2 separate regions of the Homo sapiens genome follow, and region 1 is linked to region 2. The links are chromatin loops, found by intact Hi-C in ENCODE. Cell type or tissue: CD4-positive, alpha-beta T cell. All regions are shown on one strand. Each heading gives the region's core, and the rest is flanking DNA. Links, peaks and the distances in the headings are about the cores only. Region 1 has its middle 26 kb from the start of LINC02204. Region 2 holds the start of LOC107984788 (a long non-coding RNA gene).

Region 1 (12,286 bases), core at 1,337-9,336, 810 kb after region 2:
TCTATAAAAGAGATGGGGGGTGTCCATTAGCTGAGGGTATAGGGGGTGGAATTTGAGGATGAGTGGTGAAGGAATGTAATGGCTATTTTGGAGAAGAGGGTGCAATGAGCTAACTGAAATACATCATGAGACTTCCAGGAATTGTTGAGAATCCCAAGTGCATTGGTGATTTGTGAGTTTATTATGATGCCAACAGGACCAGTGGTGAGAGTTTCTGCAGCAACTCTTAGCCACCCAAAGGCAGCCTCAGAACAGTAGTGTTGGTCAGCTTCATCTGGAACTGAAGTTTAGCCAGGCACATGCATTAGGACAAAGGGGCTAGGACACTCAGGGTATTCGTCAGAGAGTCATCGCAAGGGGGGGACAAAATAATCGAGTGTAGATCAGGAGAGATGGGCAACATAGGGTCAACAGGAGGAAATTTGGGAGAGGGTCTGTAGGTCAGAGGTCTTGATGAGGTTGAAGAACAGTTGCACTGAAGAAGCCTGAGCAGGTAAGCTGGAAGATTAGTCAAGGTTGGCTAGAGCATCTGAACTAGTGATTTTGGAGATCATGTGGTTTGGGATGATGACACTGACTCCTCTATGACCTGACCCTAGGAGTGGCTGGATGAGGTGGGAGTGACAAGTAGATCACTGGGGTCCAAGAATGAACAAGTCAGAGTGTTGGCTGGGCCACCCATGTAGAGGCTACAATTGCCTGTGATGGTAGGAGCTGATGGGGAGAGACTGATCCAGGACCTGCTGGGCAATCGCAGAAAACAGCTGGTGGGCTGGTGGGTGATCCCAAGGTGGAGAAGGACAGAGCCACATGGCAGAAGTCTTGAAGGAGGGGGGCTTTTTACAAGACACAAGGAGGCACAGTGGAGACAAAAAGAAAGCAGCTCCACTGGATCGAAGAGAATGCCCACACTTCATTCACTCCATGGCTGCAGGGAGATGGTGTCCTTGAGAACAGCCCAGCCTCAGTTAAGGATGGGATGGGGGCCATAGATGGGATTCTCTGGGAAGCAGACTGGGACAGGGTTTAGTGTTCAGGGTGTTTATTAAGAAATATTCTTGAGTTCAACACCTAAGGGTGTGATGGGGAGGAAGCAGCATCGGGCAGAGAGAGAAGTAGAGCTGGGATGCAGGCCCTTGGCTAACCCCACAGGGAGCTCTGGAGGGAAAATGGTCCATCCATCAGAGTTGTCCTGCACTGAACCAAAATAACCAGGTTTTTATACCTTCACATTGATTAGACATCGGACATGGCATGCCCTTGGGCAAGGCAGCTCTCTGCAGCTAAGGTGGTCCTCCAAGGGGGCTAACGGCTAAAGGCAGGCCACTGGCCACCCTGCCAGCTGCTGGGGCAACAAGTCCCTCCTTGGTGGAGAATCTGGGTGGTGCATCTGCATGTCCCCCTGCAAGTAATGAAGGGAGTCGTCTGTCCACTGAGCAGAAGCCCTGAGGCCCAGTCAGAGGGTGTGAGGTTTGGGAAGGAGAAGAGTGGGTACTGTCATGTGTGAGTAGTTGAACACAGTTCTAGAGCACTTCAGAAGCACAGCCCCCAGAGCTAGCAAAGCCGGGGGTGGCTGGAGCATGGCAGACAGGAAGTGAACAGACTTAGACTGCAGCCCACATTCTGCCACTAATTAGTTGTGTGACCTTGAGCAGGTCCCTTGACCTCTCTGGCCTTAGACTCCTGAACAGATAAATGAGAGGAAGAGAGAACCTAGACAATCTCTGAGGTGTATTCGGAGCCAATCTAAAGGAATCTCTCAACCTAGAAGGAAATCACTGGGGTGGGGAAGATTCTGAAGCCTGTTTTCCCCTCCCAGAAGGTCCCAAAAGGCAATCCAGGGCCACCCAGGGTGCTCACTGTGCCCAAGCCTGCCACTCCCCGCTGCTCCCACTCTCTCAGGCTCTAGCTGCAAATTGGTTCACATGATGAATGCAAGCTGCCTGAATCACTCATAGGATGGCTTGAGAAAAAGCAATTAAATGCTTTCTTAATTGTAGGATGGCAAGAGGTTAATGAGTTACTATAAAAACCAGTCCCTACCATCTGGTGGCTGTCACCAAAGCCCACATGCAGGGAGAGATCCCAATTTGTAAGACAGAACAACAGGATCACTCCAAGTCAAGAGAAGGGATGCAGGCATGAGGTGCTGAGGCTGGGGGCCCCGAGCTCCAGAGCCCAGTTAGCATGTCCCTGGCAGTCCCAAGTCCTAGCTGCAAGGCGGTTCAAAACCAAGATGGAGGAAAACACAGACAGGGAGCCAAACATTTATCAGTTCAGACCCCGTTTTTCTCTAAGATCCAGCTTTTGCAAGGGATGGCCCTGACAGCCACTTTGCTCAGCATGAGCCAGGAGAAGGAGAGAGAAAAGTGACAGACTAAGGGAGAGCCCGGCCAAGCTGAGAGAGGGACGGACAGAGGCAGGGACTGGCAGGCCCGACGAAGACAAAAGACAAAACAGCCCAGACAGACAAGAGACAAACGGAAAGGAGGAGAATTGAAATGCTCAGAGATGAAAACAGACGGTGACAAGTTGTGAACTTGAGAAGCAGATGAAAGGGCAGGTAATTTTCTACAATCAGAGACAGGAAAAAAACTTCTGAGGGTTTTGCTTTGTTCTGTGCAAACGTCCCTTCAGTATTCCTCAGCCCTCTGCGTCATCAAGAGAAATGGCCCTTCTCCCTCGGTGGATGTGAAGAGGAAATATAGAGCAGGTAAGCCCCTCCTCTGCACACAACCACCATATGCACACATACACACCTTTGAGGACAAAGCAGGTCTAGGTCTCTCTCTTTTTTTTTTTTTTTGCCCATGCCCCAGAGTAAACAAACAAACAAAAAACAGGGATCTACAGCTGGAAGATTCCAGCATCTCCCTCTTCCACATTATCTTGAGTCTTCAATTTTCTTTCTCCTCCCTCCTACTCCAGTCCATTTGGCCAACTCCCTTCTCAGGAGACTGCCCCTGTGGTACTGGGAAGAGAAGTTGGACCAATAATCCATTCATTTTACGAGAGATTAGAGATTCCCCTAAAATCTGTATGAGAACTTAGGAAGAGGGTTGCTGGTGTTGCAAAATAAAATGAGAGTTTGAAATTCCTGATCTACACTCTGTATTCAACCAGTATAAGAGTTGACCATAATTGTCTCTTTAATTTCCAACAATATTCCAGAATCCCAGGGCTGTGTTGGGCCAGCCTCACCTATCCAGCTGGGTTCTCTGGGGACTCATGTCACCTCAGCCTCCCAGCAGAGGTATGCCAGGTCTTTGAAAAGCTGCCTGATTCTGGTGTCAGCAGCAGCCAGGGTCCAGCAGCTGCACAGCAGCAGTGCCAGTAGGCGGCATCCAGGACCCAGCAGGGTGCCAGCAACGGTGTCCTCACTGGCCTGTTCTGGGATATGATTCTGCCTTTTGTTCCTGTACTTTTGAAGGCCTGAGTGCTCCTCTTTCTGGTGATTCTGTGAGCCACTCAGTAGCTTTTCTGCTTCAAAACAAAAAGAGCCAGCATGCACACACATGCACTCATGCCAAGAGCAAGAAAGAGAGACGGAGACTGGAGGAGAGGGAGAAGTTGAGAGAGAGAGAGAGAGATGGAGAGATGCAGAGATGGAGAGAGAGAGACAGAAACAAATGGAGAGAGACAGAGACAAAGAGACTGGAGAGAGAGACACATAGAGACAGAGACAGAAGGAGAGAGAGACACAGAGATAGAGACAGAAACAAATGGAGAGAGAGACAGAGACAAATGGAGACACAGAGAGATGCAGAGACAGAGACAGATGGAGAGACAGGGACAGAGACAGATGGAGAGAGAGACAGACACAGATGGAGAGAGATAGAAACAAATGGAGAGAGATAGAGATAGAAACAGATGGAGAGAGACAGAGAGATAGAGACAGGGGCAGACAGGTGGAGAGAGATGGGGAGAGACAAGAAAGACAGAGGCAGAGACGGAGAAAATAAGACCCTAGTTCTTAAAACTCAGTCATTAAGTCATGGGCACTGGTCTCAACCCCTCATCTGCTTCCTCTGGACTGAGCCTCCTCTCCCAGCCACACTCCTTGGAGGCCCCGCCAGGTCAGACTTTGAGTTTTGTCCTCTGGCTTTACATTTCACTTCTCAGGCTGCAACCAATACCAATACCAATACCCCCTGCTCCTATTAGCAGCCTCCCTCCTACTGCTGCTCCACACCTCCCCTGACACCGCATGCCTGTGTGCACACACACACAACAGTACACACAGCAACTCGCACACACACCACAGCACACACATAGCTCACACACACACAGAACACACAACTTGCACACAAACAGCTCACACACACACCACAGTGCACACACACAGCACAGCACACATAACTTACAAACACACCACAGCACACACACAGCAGCTCTCACACACACACACCACAGCACACACAATAGCTCACACACACGCCGCAGCACACACACAAACCACAGCACACAAACACTACAGCACACACACACACAGCACATACACCACAGCGCACACACACAACAGCACATACACGACAGTGCACATGCACAACAGCACACACACAATAGTTCACACACACAGCATACACACACCAGTGCACACACATACCACAGCGCACACACACACCACACACAGCACATACACACCACAGCATACACACAATAGCTCACACACACCAGTCCATACACACACACGCCACAGCACACACACCACAGTCCACACAAACAGCACATACACAGCAGCTCACATATACCACAGTATGCACAATAGCCCATGCACACCACAGCACACACACAACACATACACTCTACGACACACATACACACAACACACACCCCTCCCCCCACCTACACACAAACATACACTCTTATTTTTGCCCCTGTTCCATCTGGCATTTTCTGGAAGTCATTGCTGGAAGTTGACGCGTTCCACCCTCCAGTCCAGGCTGCCTGTGTTCCGTCCTCCACAGCAAGCCTGCGGGTGCAGGAAATGAGAGGCCACAGGGTTGTGGGCTGGAGACAGAAGGGGAGGGAGGGGAAGGCAAGCAGTAGTCTGAGTCTGAGCTGTCACGTGGAGACAAATCAAATGCCACCGCAGAGTTTACTCGAGTTTAAAACATGGGAAATGAGCACCCCAAACATTGGACCCAAAGATTTTCCTCTCAGTTACCACTTTTGAGGAGTAATTTCCACCCAAGTGTGGCGTATGCACAGCCAGGTGTCACTGCCAAGCCATTTGATGCCCCCGAATTCCTTTTGAGGCACCACCTGCCTTTCTTCTTTGGCGCAAGCTGGGTGCTGCTTTGTGAAGAAGGCAGCTCAGATGTCTCTTGGAATGAATACATCAGAGGAAAGAGTTCAGTTAGAGGACTGATCCTGAACATTTCAGTGAATTTCAGTAAGCTCAACCCCGTGAGAAAACACTCAAACAGAATAAGCCACCCACAGATGAGTCTAAAACAAAATATAAACAAATGCAAGATGCCGGGGAACATTCTGTGTACACCAGTGTCAGGGAGCTCAAGGTAAAAGACAGCTGGCTGCCGAGAGGTGAAGTTAAAATGCGTGTGTCCCCTAGACGTAGCTCCCTCAGTGACTTGCCATGGGTGGCTGCTACCACTCCTCTCAACCCTGGTCCTAACCACCCAATCACAAGTTCACACCGGTCAGATACCCAGGGCTGGCTGCTGTTGATGCGACTCCCTCTGACATCCTCTGGCGTGGCAGGTGAGGACTGGGGCCCTGGAGTAAGAAGGCTTGAGGTTTGAATCCTGGCACCATTGCCTGGGGACCAGCCTGCCTTCTCTGTGTGCCCGCTTAAATGGGGATAGGAACCGTAACTCTCACCATATTCTTAAGGGGATTAGGTAAGTTGATCTGTATGAAGGTGTATCAGCCCAGGTTCAACCAAAGAATAGAACCAGTAGGAGATATAGATTAAGAGATTTATCTCAGGCGATCGGCTTATGCAATTGTGGATCTGGCTAAGCAAGTCTGGAATCTGTAGGGCAGCCCATCAGGAAAGGCAGGCTAGAACTCTCAGGCATAGGCTGAAGCCACCGTCCACAAGTAGAATTTCTTCTCCTTCACGGAAGCCTCGGTTCTACTCTTAAGGCCTTTCCATTGATTGAATCAAGCCCACTCAGATTGTCTAGAATAATTCCTTTTATGTAAAGTCACTGACTTTGGACTTTAATGGCTTCTATAAAAGACCTTCACAGCAACACCTACATGAGTGTTTAAATAACTGGAGACCCTGGCCAGGGCAAGGTGACATGTAAGACTGACTGTCACAGAAGGATTAGCACAATGGCTGGCTCATGGTAATTATCCACTCAATAAAGCTCAGCTGTGATTTTTTTTTTTTTTTTTTTTTTTTGAGGATTCTAAAGCATTCACTGATGAAGTTGACAAAATAAGTCAAGCATTTCCCCTTTTTAGTTCTCATCATACATGGCCAATAGCGCCCTCTTCCTCACTTCCAAAATCGTTCCAACTTCTTTGGAATTCCTCAGTTCCAAAGAAGGCTGAAGGCTCATCCCAAGAAGCCAAAAGGAAGGTGACTTATTTTTCAGACATTCTCAGCCACATTTCCTGAACACACTGTGCCAGACTAGCACCACGGTTACAGATACAGATGCAGGTACATGTTGGTCCCCACCCTCCTGGATCCTGGGTGCAGGGTCCCACTCTCCTTCTGTTCTCTTCCTTGACCAGATGCCTCCCGCTGGGCCTACTGCAGTACCCAGGGCCTCCTCCTACAGCTGTCCCACAAAGGCTCTGGACCAAAGGAGACAGACAGGTAGAAATCCAGCCCATGCTCTGATTGGTGCATCTGCCCAGAGGGCCACCTTTTCTCATCACTCAGAGGAGCCATGAAAGCTAGTGATGGCCAGTGCAATGCCTGCATGGCATAGCTGAATTTCTACTGGGTCCTGACTCTGCTTGTCTTTGAGAAACAGGATGCCTGCAATAAAAAGTTCCCTTTGTAACCAGACCAACTGAGAGTGGTTAGAGCCAAGATAGCCCACCCTCAGGCTTCATTCTAATCTCATCTCCTTGCTAAATGATGCTCCCACCAGTGCCATGACAGGTTGACAATCACCATGACAATGACTGGAAGAAGCCATCAAAGGACAAAAAGGAAGGCAGCCCTTCAGCTCCAAGGCAGTTCACCACCCAATTCCAGAAAATATGGGAATATTCCTCCCCTGGCTTTTAACATCCAACTCCTTCATGAGAGAAAATCCTATATTCTCACCCCTTCACCCCTCACTTGTTGAGAGGTCGATTTGTGAGCCAGGCTCCCGCTCCTCCAATTCCATGGCCATTGAATCAGTCCCGCACTGCTTGACACTCACTTTCGGCTTTGTGTATATTGGCTTCATGACACCAAACAGGGAAAGACCCCATCTTTCGGAGGACCAGCTTTGTCCCCTGGCAGCACATATAACCACAGACCATTCTCCTACTGACAGAAGGGGGCTCCTCCAGGAGGCCACATTCTCTTTAAAAGGGAACGTCCCATTTCCAGCCACAGGGTTCACATGTGATGCAGTGAAGAGCATCTCTCAGCCTCCCAAAGCAATTCTCAATTCTCATCTACAGGGCCTCCTAAGCACCGATCTTGGTGGCCACTGCCCTCCCTTGCACATCCCCAATTCCCCCATCCTGTTTCTTCCCAAGTCTCAGAGAAGTGATGCTCTGCCCTGTGGCCATGGTCATCCCACACCTGCACCTGAGCCTGAAGCTGGTCTGCTCACAGGCATGGGGATAGCGCCCACTAACCTAGGATGAACCAGTCCCCAGATCCATGACGAGCCTCCTAGTCTACCTTCGTTCCATTCACATTTGCCCCGATGAATCCATAAGGCCCCAGGAAGTCCCCCATGCCCTTTCCGGAGCCTGACTTGGGTTATGGCAAACCTGGGGTCCAGTCCCAGTTCTCCTAACTTACTAGTTATAAGAGCTTGGCGAAGTCAATTAACCTTTCTGAGCTTGAATTCCTCCTCTACAAAATAAGGATGATCATAAAATTCACTCCAAGGAGCTGCCATGAGAAACAAGTGAAATATTGCAGAAGAACCGCCTGACAGCCAGCCACGGTGGTTCACACCTGTAAACTCAGCACTTTGAGAAGCCGAGGCAGGCAGATCACCTGAGGTCAGGAGTTCGAGACCAGGCTGGCCAACATGGTGAAAGCCCATCTCTACTAAAAATACAAAAATTACCCCGGCATGGTAGCACATGCCTGTAGTCCCAGCTACTCGGGAGGCTGAGACAGGAGAATCGCTTGAGCCCGGGAATCAGAGGTTACGGTAAGCCAAGATCACGCCACTGTACTCCAGCTTAGGCAACAGAGTGACACTCCATCTCAAAATTAGAAAAAAAAAAAGAAAGAAAAAAAAAAAAAAGAGCTGCCTGACACATGGTATCCAATCTGTCTCCTGCCTGCCCAGCCTCTCTGGCTGATCTCGCTGCCTACCCTTCCTCCAACCTTATCTTTATCAGGTATGTGAAACCCACACTGAACCCATCTGACTTTATGATATCCTAGCTCCAGCCAAGTTCACCCCCCTTTGCCTCACCATGGCATTGGGTAAAAGAATGTGTTTGGCCTGGCATCTGGTGGGGAAGGCTTCCAGTAAGCAAAGCTTGAATTCAGAGTTAGGATCAAAGTGGGGAACATGGAGAGTTTTATCACAGGAACTCATTTCATGGGAGAATGAGAAGTAGGTGTAGTCTCCCCACTCCCCCGTCTCTTCTCCTGCCTCCAACAATATGGGGGTGGTGTAGAGGACCCCAGTCTGTAGGGAACCCACGCACAGGAGGAAGCACTTTGCCACCTGCCAAGCACTGTATCAATGTTCATCATGATTAGAACTTAATTCCTGCCAGCTCCTTGTAAACACAGCCCTCTAGGGAGGATGGAGCTGGCTCTTCCCACCTGGCCTTGGAGAAATCTGCTTCTCTTCAGAATCTGAGCACAGCAGCTAAAGAACTTCCTTCCAGATGTGGAACCGTCAGGACCCTCACCCCCTTCTGCTGCAGAAAGGTCTAATCTGGGCAGGTTTTGAAATCTCAGCACTGCTGAGATCTGGGGCTGGATGATTCTTTGTGGTAGAGGGACTTTGTGTGCATTGCAGGATGTTCAGCAGCATCCCTGGCCTCTGCTCACTAGATACCAGTAGCACTCCCTCCCCAGTTGTAACAACCAAAAGCATTTCCAGACATTATAAAATGGGGAGCAATGACCTTTGACTGAGAACCACTGGCCTAGGCCTGTCCAAGCTGCTTTACATGGCTCTCATGGCCCACTGTGGCGTGGCCACTGCCTTCCAGCTTCAGCACTTACCTCTGTGGCCAGGTTGTGCTGAACTACTCTGAGCTTCCAGCAGCATGCGCCAGACAGTCCACAGAGCCCCAGGTGCCTGCCATGCCCGGAGCATCCCTGTGTGTCAAGCGGCTATAGATCTCGTGGCCACCAGCAAATGGACCAGGATCTCCACCCTGGACTTGCCTCCTATGTCATCCCCTAATCAAGTCAGGGCACTTCAATTGTATGGTGACTCCCCATCCCTGACCAGGGTTGCTCTCTGGGTTTGGAGGATTGGAGCAGGATGTCATGGAAACAGGATACTGGGAAGAAAACCAGGAGAGAAGCAAATGCAGCATGGATGGCATGGGAGGCAGAAGCTTCCTAGAATCGACAAGATGGCCAGTCCACCCCATCAGCCCCTTCCACATTGTCTACAGAGGCAATAGGCCACTTTTTCAATCACGCATTTTGTTGTTGTTCTTGTTGTTTGAGTCAGGGTCTCACTCTGTTGACCAGGCTAGGGTACAGTGGCATGATCATAGCTCACTGCAGCCTTGGTGATTTATCTACCACTATATAGTAACTCAGCTCTGCTTCCAAACTGAGATTTTTGTTTCTGGCATAAACTGGGTGTTATTTTTCAAGGATGTATTCTTATCACCAGATGGGGTCATTTTCTATTTTATTCAAGTCAATCGATAATGAAAAATAAATAAAAACAAAGGACTGAGAAGGCCGTTTTCTTTTTTAAATCTCACTACTTTTTTGGAAGAAACTAATCTATTCCCACTTCCCCTCCAGTCATCACCACCAAATTAATCTTTTTATTTTTTTGATAATGTAGACATATATATAAATAATATAGGTTATATACATTCACATATATTTTAACCAAAATGCAGTTATGCTACATCTTGCTGCAATTTGCTGTTTTATCACTTAACATTTAAACTTTATCTGTGACCCTTTCCAAGTGGGTGCCTCAGGAAACCCACTGCCTCATTCTAATGCCAGCTCTGACTTCTCACAGCTGTGTGACCTCGTGCAGGCTAATAACCTTTCTGGGCCTCTTGTGCATCATGTGGATGACAACATTGCCTACTTCATAAAGTTGTTGAGAGGGTTAAATGAGGTGACATATATAAAACACTCACATCAGTGCCCAGCACAAGACAAATGCTCGGAAAACAGCTCTTACTACACAAGTCTACCTCATTTCTTTCAGAGACTAGAATTTCATTGCCTAGATATTCCTTAATTTATCTGACCCATGTTCTTTGATGGAAATTTAAACTTTTAGAAACTTGGCTCTTAAAATAAGCAGTAATACAGTGAATATCCTTGGACATATATCTTTATACATTTATGCTACAATTTTTGGAGGGTAAATTTCTGGAGGAGAGACCGCCAGATTATTCAGTAAGCACATTTTAGGTTGATACGTCTTTTACTAAATTTCCCTTCGAAGGTGTGTGGCACTTTACCAGCAGTGTGTGTGTGTTGTGTTCATTTCTTCATTCTCACCAGTTCTTTTTAACTGGACAAGCAAAAACTAATGCTGCATTGCTGTTTTCATTTACATTTCTTTAGGCATTAGTGAGGCTATCTTGTAATTGTTTCCTCTTTAATGAAGTGGTTGTATATAACGTGTGTGTGTGTGTGTGTATGTGTGTGTGTTGCCCACTTGTCCATTTTTGCTGTTTCTGATCAATTTGAAGGAATACATTCTATAGTGTGGACATTCACAGTTTTCCTGCTAGAATATGTAGCAAATACTTTCTCCCAGACTGTAATTTATGTTTTGATTTATTTAAGGTACCTTTGACAATACAGTTTGGGTTTTTTTCTTTTTAGGTGGTCCAATCTGCCAAACTTTTCTATTGTGGTTTCTGGGTTTGGTGTTAGATTAAGAAAGGCCTGGTCGGGCGCAGTGGCTCACACCTGTAATCCCAGCACTTCGGGAGGCCGAGGCGGGTGGATCACCTGAGGTCAGGAGTTCGAGACCAGCCTGGCCAACATGGTGAAACTCCGTCTCTACTATAAATACCAAAAATTAGCAGGGCGTGGTGGCAGGCGCCTGTAATCCCAGCTACTCAGGAGGCTGAGCAGGAGAATTGCTTGAACCTGAGAAGCAGAGGTTGCAGTGAGCTGAGATCACACCATTGCACTCCAGCCTGGGCAACAAGAGCAAAACTCCGTCTCAAAAAAAAAAAAAAGAAAGTCCTTTTCCCCACCACTACCCTCCCAAAACACACACACACACACACACACATATACAGTTTGTTAATAATTTTAATGTGCAGTTCTTTAATTTATCTGGGACTTCCTATTGTGCACATTACAAGGTAGATGCCCGATTTTATCCTTTTGCATGTAGATAGTGATTTCTGCCATAGCTCAAAGTGTCTCTAGACTCCAAGTGGCTCCCCTATAGGACTAAGGCTCTCTGAACTTGAGTCGGTCTAGCCTGGGCAGGAAGGTGGGCTGCCGAGGAAGCAGTTCCCTCCCCCGTCCTTCCTCCCTTTCCATTTATTGTATCCAGCGACAGCCAGTGTTGGAGGCTCCTCCACTCAGACAGCAGGGGAGCAAGAGGGCTGCCGAGAGAGCTGTGAACACTACATCACTTGAACACAGCATTACGGGAATGGTCAGAGCCTGAGCTACAGTTGTCCTGGGAACGCAGTAACTTATGTGCCCAGAGAAATCATTTTCCTGGAAGATGCATTTTAGGCAGCACGGAGGCTCAGGTGACCCTTATATCATCTGGTCACAGGTTTCTGTGGATTTACACATGCTGGCTTCCCACAACAGAAAGAAATCTAATTACCGGTGGAATAACTTACAGGTAAGGGGACCTCCAGTGGGCGCCCAGCCTGGCTGTAAATCCTCAGAGCTAGATCCTGAGGAAAGTGAGCTGGTGCTCGGACCTGGACACCTCGCAGCTCAGAGGACAGCCACCACCTCGAACCC
Region 2 (12,286 bases), core at 2,536-10,535:
AGCTGAGCCCCTACTATGTGCCAGGCACTTAATCCTTCGAAACCTCACAACTCCATACAGTAGGAGAGACTGCCCTTGTTTTAAGGACAAGGGAACCAAAGCTTAGAGGGATTACATGATTTGCCTCAGGGAGGCAAGTGGTTAGCAAGTGATGGAGTCTGGATCCAGATCCCAGCGTTTAATTCTAGCATTTGTTGCTGCCACACAAGCCCCTGTGCCCTCCCATCTTTAGTGAGAGCCTCCTTTGTACCAGGCACCAGGCTTTAGCAATGACTAACATGTGGTCTTCACCTTCTTAGAGCTGTGTTCATTTTTGTGTGGTGTCATTTGCCTTGTGGTCAGCTTTGCTAAAACTGATCAAACTCCAAGCTGTCTTCCAGGCCCACTCTTATGTTTTCTGTTGATTCTCTGACTTGAGCTTAGAGATCATATCAGCTGTTCCATGATCTCTTGTTTAGTGGAAGAAGAAACCAAGGTCCTGGGGGGTCAAGCAGCAAGCCCAAGGTCACCTAGCTAGTGGATAACTGAGCTGCAACTTGAATCCTTATCTCTTGTCTCTCAACTCAAGCTCTTTTCATCCTCCTGGGCTGCCATCATGCTACAAGCTGTCTTTCTCCGTGGAAACTTTTGGAACCACATCTCGTCATTTCAGCTGGAAGTAGCTTGGATGTAGGGAGCGGTCCTCCTCATTTCAGGCTGTGTTTGTATCTTTGTGATGCTCTCTTGCTTCCGGGGTGGAAACAGCTCACCAGGCCAAGAACCAGGAAATGCAGGTTCAGCTCATGAACCTCTTCCCTGATGCTGGCTTTCAGGTATCTTGTGTCCTCGTCCAAGCCACTCCTGGCACGGACACAGGGACAAACGTGGAAGGGGAGTTAGAAGTCACCCACCTTACAGGTGAGACACTGAGGCCAGAAGGGATAGAAGTGACTAAGCCAAGCATAGGCAGCAGGGTGTAGCTACAGTTTTGAGGGTCCTCCTGCCTTTTCCTGTGTGTCAGAAAGCAGAAGAAAGAGAACATGGATCCTCATGAAATAGGGAGGCAGATGCCAGCTCATTCGAGGAAGCGCATCCGCTAATGCTCAGTGTTGTCTGAATTGGGAGAAGATTGCCTTGAGAGTAGTGAGCTCCTGTGGTAGGAGTCAGCGAAATAGAGGCTGCCTGAGCTCCCCAAGGGCGGGTGGGGCAAAGATCAGATTGAAGGGGCTCAATGGCTTCCGTGCCTATCCCAAAGAGCCCATGACCTCAGGATCTAAGACTCCTGGCTTCCCATCTGGGAGAGTGGGAGAGCAGGAAAGGAGGAGGGTGGTGGGGCAGGGGAGTGGCTTTCACTGATAGAAAAGACCCAAAGAGCTCTTATTATTGGCCATCAGCCAAAGGTTTTGTAGGGTGTTGCCTGAAATGTAGGTCTGGGCCCCCAGAGGGGCTGTCTAACTAGATGAAAGGCCACAGCACTTAGAGGATGGTACGGAACCTCCTTCTGGGGAAACGAGCCCAGGAAATGGGTGGGGATTGTCCCAGACACTCAGCTGGAATTGATGGGGCAGATGAAAGCTCAGGAAATGGCCCATCACTCAGTTCTGGGCGGCAACTTGGACATCTTCATGGACCAAGGGCTGTAGACCTCCTCATCCTGGGGACCTTGGAGGGTGGGACCCAGGGAGGTCTCTTTTAGTATGCAAAGCAGATCTGGCCCTTCCTCTCAACAGCTGTGTCTGTGGGCAAGTTGCTTGGCACTCTGAGTAGGTTTTTGCATCCTGAGTGGGTTTTTGCATCCGTGTACCAAGGATAGTGACTCCTCCCTCCTGGGCTTGTAAGTACTCCGTGAGAGCAGGTATGTGATGTTCCTAATACAAAGCAGGGGGAGGAAGTAGTTTGGATCCCACATCTTGATTCACTGAGTGGGGTAGTTACCCTTCACAGTCTCCTCCTCAGCTTGGGGCCAGCCCACACTGAATGTGGTTTCCTCTTTTTGTGTGTCTGTGTGTGTGTGTGTATGCATGCATGTGTACATGCATGTGTGTGTACCTGTGTGCACATGGCAGTTACCTGCCTTTCATTGACCCTGAGGTTCATATCCACTTTGAGGAGCCCAAAGCTCTCTCTCAGACCTGTGCCATATGCCGAGATTTTCTAGGACCCAGCCAGACACCAGTATACCTGGGCAGACCACAGGGAGTGCTGATGGGGTGCATCTCTCATACTGGTAGGGATGGGGTGGGGGTAGTGCCCCTGGAAAATCAAATAATGATGCAAATTTCAGAAAATAAAATAAAATAAAATAATTAGAATTCTATTCATTTTAATTTTATCTCCCACAGATTGTCTGAAGTGTTTGATATCTGATGTTACCTCTATACGAGAACATAGGATAGGTCTGGGTCGGACCACAGTGAACCAGCTGGTCAGTTACTTTCTTTAACTGTCTCTAGATCTTCTCAAAGAGCTCCTTCACTTCCAGATTGGCTGCTGCCCGAAAAACTTGAGAGTCACTGAGAGCCACTGCTCCAGAGAAAGATTACTCTTCAGGAGCAGGGAAACCTGGGATCCGGGTGTGGCTCTCTACTAACCCACCTTTGACCAGCAGCCTCATCTCACTGGGCCTCAGTTTCCCAGTCATGTTTGGGGTACAACCACGCCTGCCCCCATCCTACCTGACAGGGCTGATACAGGCTCAAGAGTGTGATGGGTGTGGAAGAGCTTCCTGAAATGCCAGCTCGATATGTTCCGATGGGTTTTGCATGAGTGAATTCTACAATGGCAGGGCACACACTCCGTGCAAGTCTTATGCTAGGCTTGCGGACCCAGAGATAAGCGGGACCTAACCTTTGTCTCCAGGAGCTCGCAGTCTGTTCTTTTTTCTGGAAGCTGACTTCCATTCTGTGTGGCTTTTGTGCCCGGTCAGCATACACTGTACTCACCAGTGAAGTTCTGGTGGTGGCGTTCTCACCGCACTCTCCTCCCTTCCTCCCCTCATGCTCTCCCCTTCTCCCTGCCTGCAAGCTGCTTCTGTAGGAACATGAGTGGGACAGGCTTCCAGACACCGTCTCATCCAGATGGCAGTGGAGGCCACTGAGGCTCAGAGGAGTGAATGACTGACCAAGACCTGTTTACCTGCCTGTTTTGTTGGTTTTTAAAAACACCTTTCCAAGAGTTAATGTACACTGATTCTTAATATGTGGGACATATAATATAAAAATTTCATACTGAATAAATGATATTTATTAAGCCAAAAAAGGAAAAAGATGAGGTGTTTTGGCTATATTACTTGAAATACAAACATGCAGGTTTCATCACTGAAAAAAATAGTCTCAATTGTGTTTCTTCATGGAGAACATCAACTGAACCTGGAATTTCCTCACACCTTCTTTAGAAAGAAAACACAACAAAACAAAAACCCAGGAAGAAATTAACTAAAAGCTTTTTGGCCACTGAGACAGCAGGGACGGTACAGCAGGATGCTGAGGGGCACACTGACTAGCAGCAGGTCACACAGCCTTGGCTCACTTTTTGCAGGTCACCAACTTGCTAACTTGTGATTCTGTAAAAGGGGGAACCTGCAGCCTGCGGGAAGCCAGAGGGTATGTGCAATGCACCATGTCCTATGCATATACGCACAATACTGTATGTGCACATGTATATGTCACATGTACACAGGTACGGGGCCGCTGTTCCCAGGGCAGGATCAGGAAAGATACCTGATCCAGTGCCCAGCACAGCCATTTCTGAACCATATAGATATTATTCCATGAAAACACACAGAAGAGTCTTCTCTAACAGCTGAGACCCCTTTTTAGGATGATGATGATGGTGATTTTGTTTACCATTCACTGAGTGTCTGATACGTGACGCTGGAGACCGGGGCTGGCACTGTCAAGTGAGAGAGACAGATTATAAACATAATAAACAGTAGGATTCTGGTTCAAGATGACTGACTGGAGACATCAGACACCCACCCCCTCCAGAACGGAGAACCCACATTATGAGGAGACAATCACGCTGGGGACCCAGAGGGGCCCTGCCCTCCATGAGCCTCCAGGCTGGGAGACAGAGACAGGTCTCCCCTTCAAGGATAGTAATAATGGCAAATGTTTCCATCCCCCTTGCCCTGTGCAGGCATATGTACATGTACCTGTGGCAGTGCAGCAGCAGCAGAATTCATTTTTCTCCCAGCAATTGCAAAGCAGAGACCAGAGAAGCACAGCACTTGAGTGGCCCAGAGCAGTCCCTGTGTCGCTAAGGGACTCTGGCTGGGAGGAACAGCTGGCCTGGCCCTGGAATTTCACCGCTTGCTGAGGCTCAGCAATGGTCCTGGAGGGCCCTTCCCACACCCTCAGGAACCAGCACCTGGAGGGCGACTCCTTGTCTTCCTCAGCCTGTGCAGGCCAGAGCAGGACCGACTTGCCTGGGGCCTTCTTGCCCTTTGCTAAGGGAATACCTGGTCCTGGTCCCTGGCTTTCCTCAAAGACTCTCTCATCGAGTTCTTCCACAGAGGGCACTCACTGGAGACCTGTGGGCCTTATATGGGCTGTGGGCAAGTTTTATTTGACCAGAATTTTTTTCAATAATTTCAATAGCTGCCAGTATTGAAATGTTGGGTGTTTTCACGTTAAAAGCAAACAAACAATAAAATCCTGACCTTTCTTGGAAACTTGGGAAAGCTGACCACAGGAGGCCGGGTTCCTGCACCAGCACGTCTCTGGAGTGGTCGGTGGAAGCCTTGCTGCCCTTTAGCTGAGGGCACGTTTCCCGTGGGCCCTGCCCAGCCAGCCTCACACGTTTCATTACTTGCCTGGCCCTGTGGCATTTGTGTGTGTGACCCATGCCCAACTCTGTCTTTATTTTATAGGTGGGAAAACAGGAGCGGTTTAAAAGTTGTGAAAATTGGAGCTCTGAGAGCCTCCATCTTTTTTCTTTTCAAGCAGCTCCAGGCCCTGTTGGTCAAAAACAGCTGGACCCACAGGAGATGCTGGACCCCACCACATACCCACCATGGGATGCACCCCACCCCCTCAACCATGGCATTTTCTCAAATTAAAGATTCCAGGCAGGCTGGGGCTTATTTTCCACCCAGTGTCTAGGGCATATTTTCTCCTTCAAGTCATTACAAGTTCTACATCTCCAGCAACCCAGGGTCTTGAAGGCAAAGCCTGCTTTTCCCGACAGCCCCAGAGTGCTCAGACGCGAGGTTTCCTCTGTTCAGTTTCCATATGCCCCACTCTCGCCTTTGGTCTGGGTGCAGCTTGTCAACATTAAATAACCACCTCTTGCGGTTCTCTCATAACAATTCCTTAGATCTTGGAAGCCTGGCTGTGGAGCTCTGCATATGTATAGATCTAATTTTCACACAACAGGCTGCTTAGCAGATGGGGACCCAGACCAGCCTCCAACGTTTAGCTGAGAGCTAAGACGTGGGAAACTAGGTGGCTTTTAACCAGCCCCTATTGCTGCCAGCACTCAACCTTACAGAATTTTCATAGAGGGGAAAGAAACTCAACCCCCACCCCCAACAACAACAACAACAAAAAACGAACAACAACAGACACACACACACTCACACACACACACACACACAACCAACAAAACCACAATTTTCCTTGCTCCCCCAAACCAGATGGCAGATGGTATGGAACCAATAAAACACAGATTCAAACATTTGTTTATTTAACATTGAATGTAATATGGCTTTGTGGTCCCTTGCAAGGAAACACCAACCTTCCAACCAAAGAAATGACAGATTTCAGTCAAACCTCAGGGCAGCGTTTGGAGGAGCTACCCCTCAGGAGGCCCATGCAAAGAGGGGCCAGGGAGAATTAAACACTGGACTGGAAGCCTCTTGGCCTGGTTTCCTCTCTGGCTGAAAAGCTAGGTCTTCGGAAGTGCTGACTGACACTCCATTTCTGTTGCTTGCCTTTTGTTGATGTTCAGTTCCAAAGGCAGCCAGCCACATGAAGAATGTTTCTGCCTGCTTTCTGAAACAGCTGTGGAAGATGTGACTCTGGGCTGCCAATGCAAAAGAGCATGAGAAAAAGGCTTGAGCAGTTGAGAAAAGGCTCTTTCTTGGCGCCTTGGGTCTGTAATGTCAGAGAATGTGACTTTGCTATGCAATGTGGTTCCCCTTTTGCTTTGGCTTCCAAGACACACAGAGCTAAATTATATGTTCAGTTGAAATAACTATCTCTACTAGTTAAGATTCTTTTGGTTACAAGTGGCAGGAACCTGGCCCAAATTATTTTTTTAAAGAAGATAATTGATCAGGTCAAGTAAGTGCAGATGGCTTCAGAGATGGCTGGTTTCACCGTGGATTCAGTGTTACTAGGGCTTCCCTTTCTAGGTCTTAGACACACTGTCTCCACACGCCAGCCATGGTAGCCCCAAATCACCCCAAACTCACATCTGGGAAGATGTGAGCAGCCCCAGGAGAAGAACGAGTCTCTTCCACCAGCTCTGCCAGCAAAGTCGTGTTGGAGGAACCTGACTGGTCCTGCTTGGAGCATAGGCTCACCTTCAAACCAATCACAGTGACTGAGACTTGGTGTACTCAGCCTGGCCAAACCTGGGCCATGTGACTATCCCTATAGGTGCAAAGAGGGGCAAGACTAACTTGACCCTGAACACATGGAATATATTTCTTATAGAAAATATGAGGAGGAGGAAGGAGAACTATGCAAATAAATAAGCCTGGGATTCTGGCATAGCTTTTCCTTCTCCTGCCCTAATTCATATTTGTCTTCTAAAATGATTTTTAAACATGTATCTTTCGTGTAAGCAATTCCAAAATTATTAAAAATAAGAGTAATCCATGATGAATGAATGAATTAATGAATAAACAAGTGAAAGATTGAGTAGTCTCTAGAATGTGCTGCTTAGGGTGGTTCCTTTGTAAAATTGTACAATCATTATTCAGATTGCCAGAGCCAGAGGGAGCTGTAGAGCTCTACCTGTTCATAATACTTGGGTTATAGATGAGATCATGGAGGCCCAGAGTGGAGGTACATCACCCAAAGCCTGGTAAAAATCATCTGCACAGCCTGGAACCCAGAGCCCTGATATCAGGCCTGGGGCTCTTCCTGTCCCATATCTGTCTCTTGCCTCTCATCTTCCTAAGTCCTTCTCCCTGGGCTGGCTTCCACTTTCGGGCCCTTATTCTGGAGTCTTGCTATGAGTTGCCTGGCAAAAATTTCTTGCTAGTATATTAACTTATAAGAGTGAAACTGAATTTCCCAGGGCTGTTTGGGCCTTCTAGATCCCCCAAAATGCATCTTTAACAATGATCTCTGTATTGGTTTGTTAATTGTTAAGTAACAAATTACCACAAAGGTAGCAACTTAAAATAGCACATACAAATATCTTCTCTCAGTTTTCATGTGTTGGGTTACCAGACATAGCTTAGCTGAATCCTCTGTACAGTCTCACAAAGCTGCAATCAAAGTGTTTACTGATGCATTCTCATCAGGAGGCTCAACTGGGGAATTCCACTTCCAAGCTCACTCAAGTTGTTGGTTGAATTCATTTCATTTCCCTGTGGCTGTATGACTGAGGGCCCCAGCTTTTTGCTGGCTGTGGGCTGGAGGCTGCCTTCAAGTTAACCTCACAATTCCTTGCCACATGAGATTCCTCAACATGACTGCTTACCTCCTCAAGCTAGCAAGGAGAATCTCTCATCCAGAGAATCTCTCAACTCTGTCATCATGGAGTTTTATATAAAGCAACATAATCATGAGATTGACATCCTATTACCTTGCCATACAACGTAATCGAATCATGAGAGTGGCATCCATCACCTTTACCATATTCTGTTGGTTAAAAGCAAGTCACAGATTCTGCCAGGGGCGAGAATTATTAGGGTGAACTTAGGGTCTCCCTCCACAATCTCAGGTCTTGGTGACTCACCTGTAATGTACTCATAACTCTATAACAGGAAGCCCCTACTCCATGCCAGGCAGCACACTGGTCTTTACACATGGCTGAGTGGAAGTGATGGACCTACAGACAGATAATGGCCAGACAGTAAGGTCAAGGCTGAAGGCTGTGTGTTTGAAGGGTTTGTGCATCACAGAGGATACAGCCTCTTCTTAAACTGGGAAGGCAGGGAGTTAACACTGGCACAGGCTTGATGGGTGAATAGGAAATTGACAGGAAGACAAAAAGGGTGGCAGAGAAGGTCATGATGTGGAGGTAAAAGAGCGAGATGAGTCTGGGGAGCTGCAAGTAATCCAGTTTGATTGATGTTAAAAGCCCTTGGGTCATGGGGCAAAGCCAGATCACTGAGGGACCTAGAAGCCAGGTTTAGAAGTGTGTCTTCCTGCTGTGACCTGAGACAGCCACCGTGAGGTTATAATAGGGGAATTTGGGAAGTGGCATGATGGGCTTGGGCTCCAGGGAGTGAGAAGCTCCAAGTAGGACCCTGAGCAAGGCAGTGCCTATGGGGATGAGAACAGCCTGGCTTGTCTGTGCTAACAAGAAGTCCACTCTCCCCCTAAAATATTCCAGGGAAGGCAGACCTTCTGAGAGAAGTTTCAGGCAGCTGGGCTGTCAGAATGATGAGTTCTGCAGACCAGCAGCTGAATGAAAGAAGAAAAATGTCCCAACAAGCCCCGTTTCACTGCCCTTGACCTTGCAGTAGAGCTCTAAGTGCAAAATCTGTCATCTATTAATCTGCTAGAAGTTGACAAAAGGGACTTTGATCAGGGGTTGTTTTTTCTCCCCTTCTTAAGTTTCCTGATGACACATAATAGCCCATTTCAGCCGTAGGCCCGGAAGCACGGCCATCATTCTTTTGCTCACTTCAACCCCAGTGGCCTCCTCCCCTCTGTGGCTTTCCCCCATCCCCTGCCCTGATATTAATTGGCCTGTAAGTGGTTACATGTGTTTCTTTTTATGTGTCAGTTGGAACCCGTTATTTGAACTTCACAGCTATTTGGGAACACAGAAAGGATTCTCTGGGCCCGAGTTGGAAAATGGAACCATCTAGAACATGTCACATTTGCTTCTACCTCCTGTTTTTTTTTTTTTTTTTCTTCCTCTATGCCTTGAGGTCTTGATATCTCCCACCCTCACTCCTATTCTATCTCCACTCCTCTGAGTTAGGTCTACCCTAACTTTTTAGACCATGGACATTCACAGCCAGGAGGGACCTTAGGGAGCCTACAAACTTTTCTTCTACAATCTATAGCTTCTTGTTTTAAAGTTAGAGAAACTGAAGCCTAAGAGAGGAAAGCAATTTTTTTTTAATGAAAGTAACATCTGTTTCAGGTCTATTAGGTACAGGTTTCTTACATGTGTTCTCTCATTTTATCCTCAAAATAACTGAGTTAGGAATCACATTGCCATTTTTCAGATGATGAAATGGAGACTCCTGGAGACAAAGCAGAAAGGATGCTTGGGGCGGATTGCCTAGGATTATATTCCATCTCCAGCACTTACCAGCTGTGTGATCTTGGGCAAGTGGTTTACCTTCTCTGTGCTTCAAGTTGCTGGTCAGTAATGGGGCTAACAAAAGTGGCTACTTCAAAATGTTATTATGAGGATTAAATTAAATGATTTTTGGGTACCTAGAACAGTGTCTGGTACACAGAAAGCACTTGTTAAATGTTAGCTGCTGCTGCTCTGAGAGGCAGTGCAGTGCAGCACAGTGGTTTAGCACACTGCTTCTGGAATGAGATGTTCTTGGTTTGAATCTCAGCACACCAGTTACTAGCTATATGAACTTGGGTAAATTACTTATGTTCTCAGTGACTAGTCTCATCTACAAAATAGGAATATTCCTGATGATTGGTTCCTCAGTGAAATGGTTAGCTTCCCACATTATTACCTTGCAGTGAGTTCTGCCAACTGAAAAGCCCTTTTCAACCCTATGGAGCTTTTCATCAGATCTTTAGTGACCCATTTTAAACGTGAGTAGACTTCAAAAAATTACAAGTTACATCATCACAGAGATGAGAAGATATTGCATCTAAGAAAATAAAAATGAATGTAAAAAGAAAGAGTGGGGATCAAATGAGAATAAGACAGAGCTCTTGAAAATTAAAATTAATAGTCCAAAAAAAACCTTAAAAAATAACACATTTGATAGATGAGGAGAATGCTCAGAAAGTAAAACAAAAAGATAAACAGATTGGAAATAGGAAAGAAAGATAAGAAAATTGGAGGATCCATCAAGGATATCCAGCATCCAAAAAGTTAAACGTCCCAAAAAGAGAAAAATGGAGAAAACAAGGGGAAGAAAATATTCAAGGAAAAATACAAAAATAAAATTCCCACAACTGAAGCCATGAGCTTACTTATCGGAATCTACCACATGCTAAACACAGCAAATGACAAAAAGATCCACATCGAGGCAAATTATTAGGAAATTTCAGAATACCATAGATCAAGAAAAAATATCAAAAGCTTCCAGAAAAGAAAAACGAAAAGCAAATAAAAACAAAAACATATATAAAAGATCAGGGTACAGGATGGCGTTGGATTCCTCAACAGTGGCTCAGGAGGCTGACTGAGGCTGTAGAATTCTATACCCAGCCAAACTATTAATTGAGTGTGAGCTTCTCAGCAGCAACACTGAAAACTACAAGCAAAGAAGCAGTATCTTTAAAATTCTGAAGAAAAGTGACTTGTGAAATAGAATTTATGCCCAGCCAAATAGCAACCCACAAGAGCGCTAAAGAATTTTTTAAATGACAGTCCCCCCACATTTTCCTTGCATTCTCCTTGTCTCAGGATGCTGCTGGAGGGACTGTTCTGCTAAAATGAGGCGGTCAACCAAGAAAGAGGAAGACATAGAATCTGCAAAGCAGATGACCTGGTGGAGGAAAAACTGAAGGGATATTAGGATTGTGTGGAGAGATGCTAGGTTTGCAGCAGGGCCCAGGCACAGAGCACCATCTCTTCCTGTCAACAAGGCCCCACTGTACTGTCGCTGGTGCTGTGGATCCCCTGAAAGCAGACTGACTCTCATTCCAGCCCCATCTGTCTTCCCCAGCTACCTCACCCACTGCAGCTCCAAGGCCAGTCTCCTTGCACACCCTCCACAGGGCACATGGAGACTTCTGGAGTCCTCCATGCATCACAGGAATTGAGGAAGACTCTGGCATTCTGTCATCTGCTGTGTTGGTTTAAATGCCCCAGCCCAGTTGCCTCATCTTTTAAAAAGGATAATAATTAGCACCAATGTCACAAGGCCAATGTGAGAGTTTATATTTGCAAAGCACTTAGAATGACATCTGTCACATAGTAATGCAATATCGGTATTTGTTAAAATACATTATGTAATGATGTGAAGGTGAAATAGTAGTAGGCTAGAAATGTGTCACTTTAAACTTTAAAAGCTATGGCAAGTTCATCATCTCCCATTGGTCATGTATACCTAGACACTCCCAAATGGACCTTCCTAAAAGCACTTCAACTTGTGATGCCAGTGCAAGTCTGGCCACATTGATTCCTGCTGAACATAGGTTAGTGATTCCTCCTTGCTCTGTGGAAGAGGTCAGGGTTCTATTCTCAGGCCACTAGGATCTGCTCTGCTGTCCCCTCCAGAGTCACCTTGAACCAACCCTTCCTTCCCACTTGTCCTCCAGCTCTGGAAACTTTCTTCAGCATCCTTTCATAAACTGTGCTCCCTCTTGCTTCAAGACCTTCACCCAAGCTATTCCTTGTGTCTGCGTGGCTCCTCCTGCCACTATCTTCTCCTTCCTTTAGCCAGCTCCTGCTCACCCCTTGAATCTTGTCTGGGTTATCATTTTTTGCAAAGAAGTCTTCCCCAGACCCAAAAGAGATGATAAATCCCGTGATGCATTCTCATCCATGTTACGTTTAATTCTTACATTCAGCATGACCTGCAATTGTTTGGGTCATCCATCCATCCATCCATCCATCCAACAAATGCTTATTGAATGTCTATTGTATGCCAGGTACTTTTCTTGGCCTTAACCATATAGCAGTGAACCAAACAGACAGAACCCCCTTGCCCTGGTCTCTAGCAGTTATTTGATGTATATGTGTTACAAAGCAATCTCAAAACAGATATACCCAATTTGGGGCCCAGCTCTATCACTTCTGTTTCATAAACAATAGAATTTCTTTTCTCGTGTCCACTCTGTGCTGGGCTCCTGCAGTACAGACATAAAAGAGATAATTACCACACGTTTGTCTTTGAGAAAGTTACTTAATGCCTCTGATCCTAATTTCCTATATGAAAATTTTCTCTGCCACCTTTGAGGGGCCATGAGGATTAAATTACTGGACAGTTCTCTCTGTTCATGTAAAAGGGCTGTCGCATATGCAGTTG

What was found. A loop is a pair of places that touch in the nucleus more often than their neighbours do. Peaks named below come from ENCODE experiments on the same cell type or tissue, not always from the same donor. Only the 100,000 strongest peaks of a DNase experiment are listed, where the experiment ranks them.
Region 1: it touches region 2 in a loop (2.3-fold over the local background); 2 of 110 quality-filtered maps call a loop at or near these places.

Annotation. Positions count from the first base shown.
Region 1 is chr15:70,554,368-70,566,653 of GRCh38, forward strand. No RefSeq gene overlaps it. Among named protein-coding and RNA genes, the nearest start is that of LINC02204, 26 kb to the right of the region's middle. In CD4-positive, alpha-beta T cell, for the core only: no CTCF peak of the experiment used is centred there; DNase peaks (open chromatin) are centred at 2,614 and 5,014; H3K4me3 peaks cover 2,488 bases; H3K27ac peaks cover 312 bases.
Region 2 is chr15:69,743,038-69,755,323 of GRCh38, forward strand. It overlaps LOC107984788 (a long non-coding RNA gene), which reads left to right and starts at 8,912. Exons shown (of 3, transcript XR_001751592.3): 1 at 8,912-9,479. In CD4-positive, alpha-beta T cell, for the core only: CTCF peaks have their summits at 6,865 and 7,064; a DNase peak (open chromatin) is centred at 6,944; H3K27me3 peaks cover 553 bases.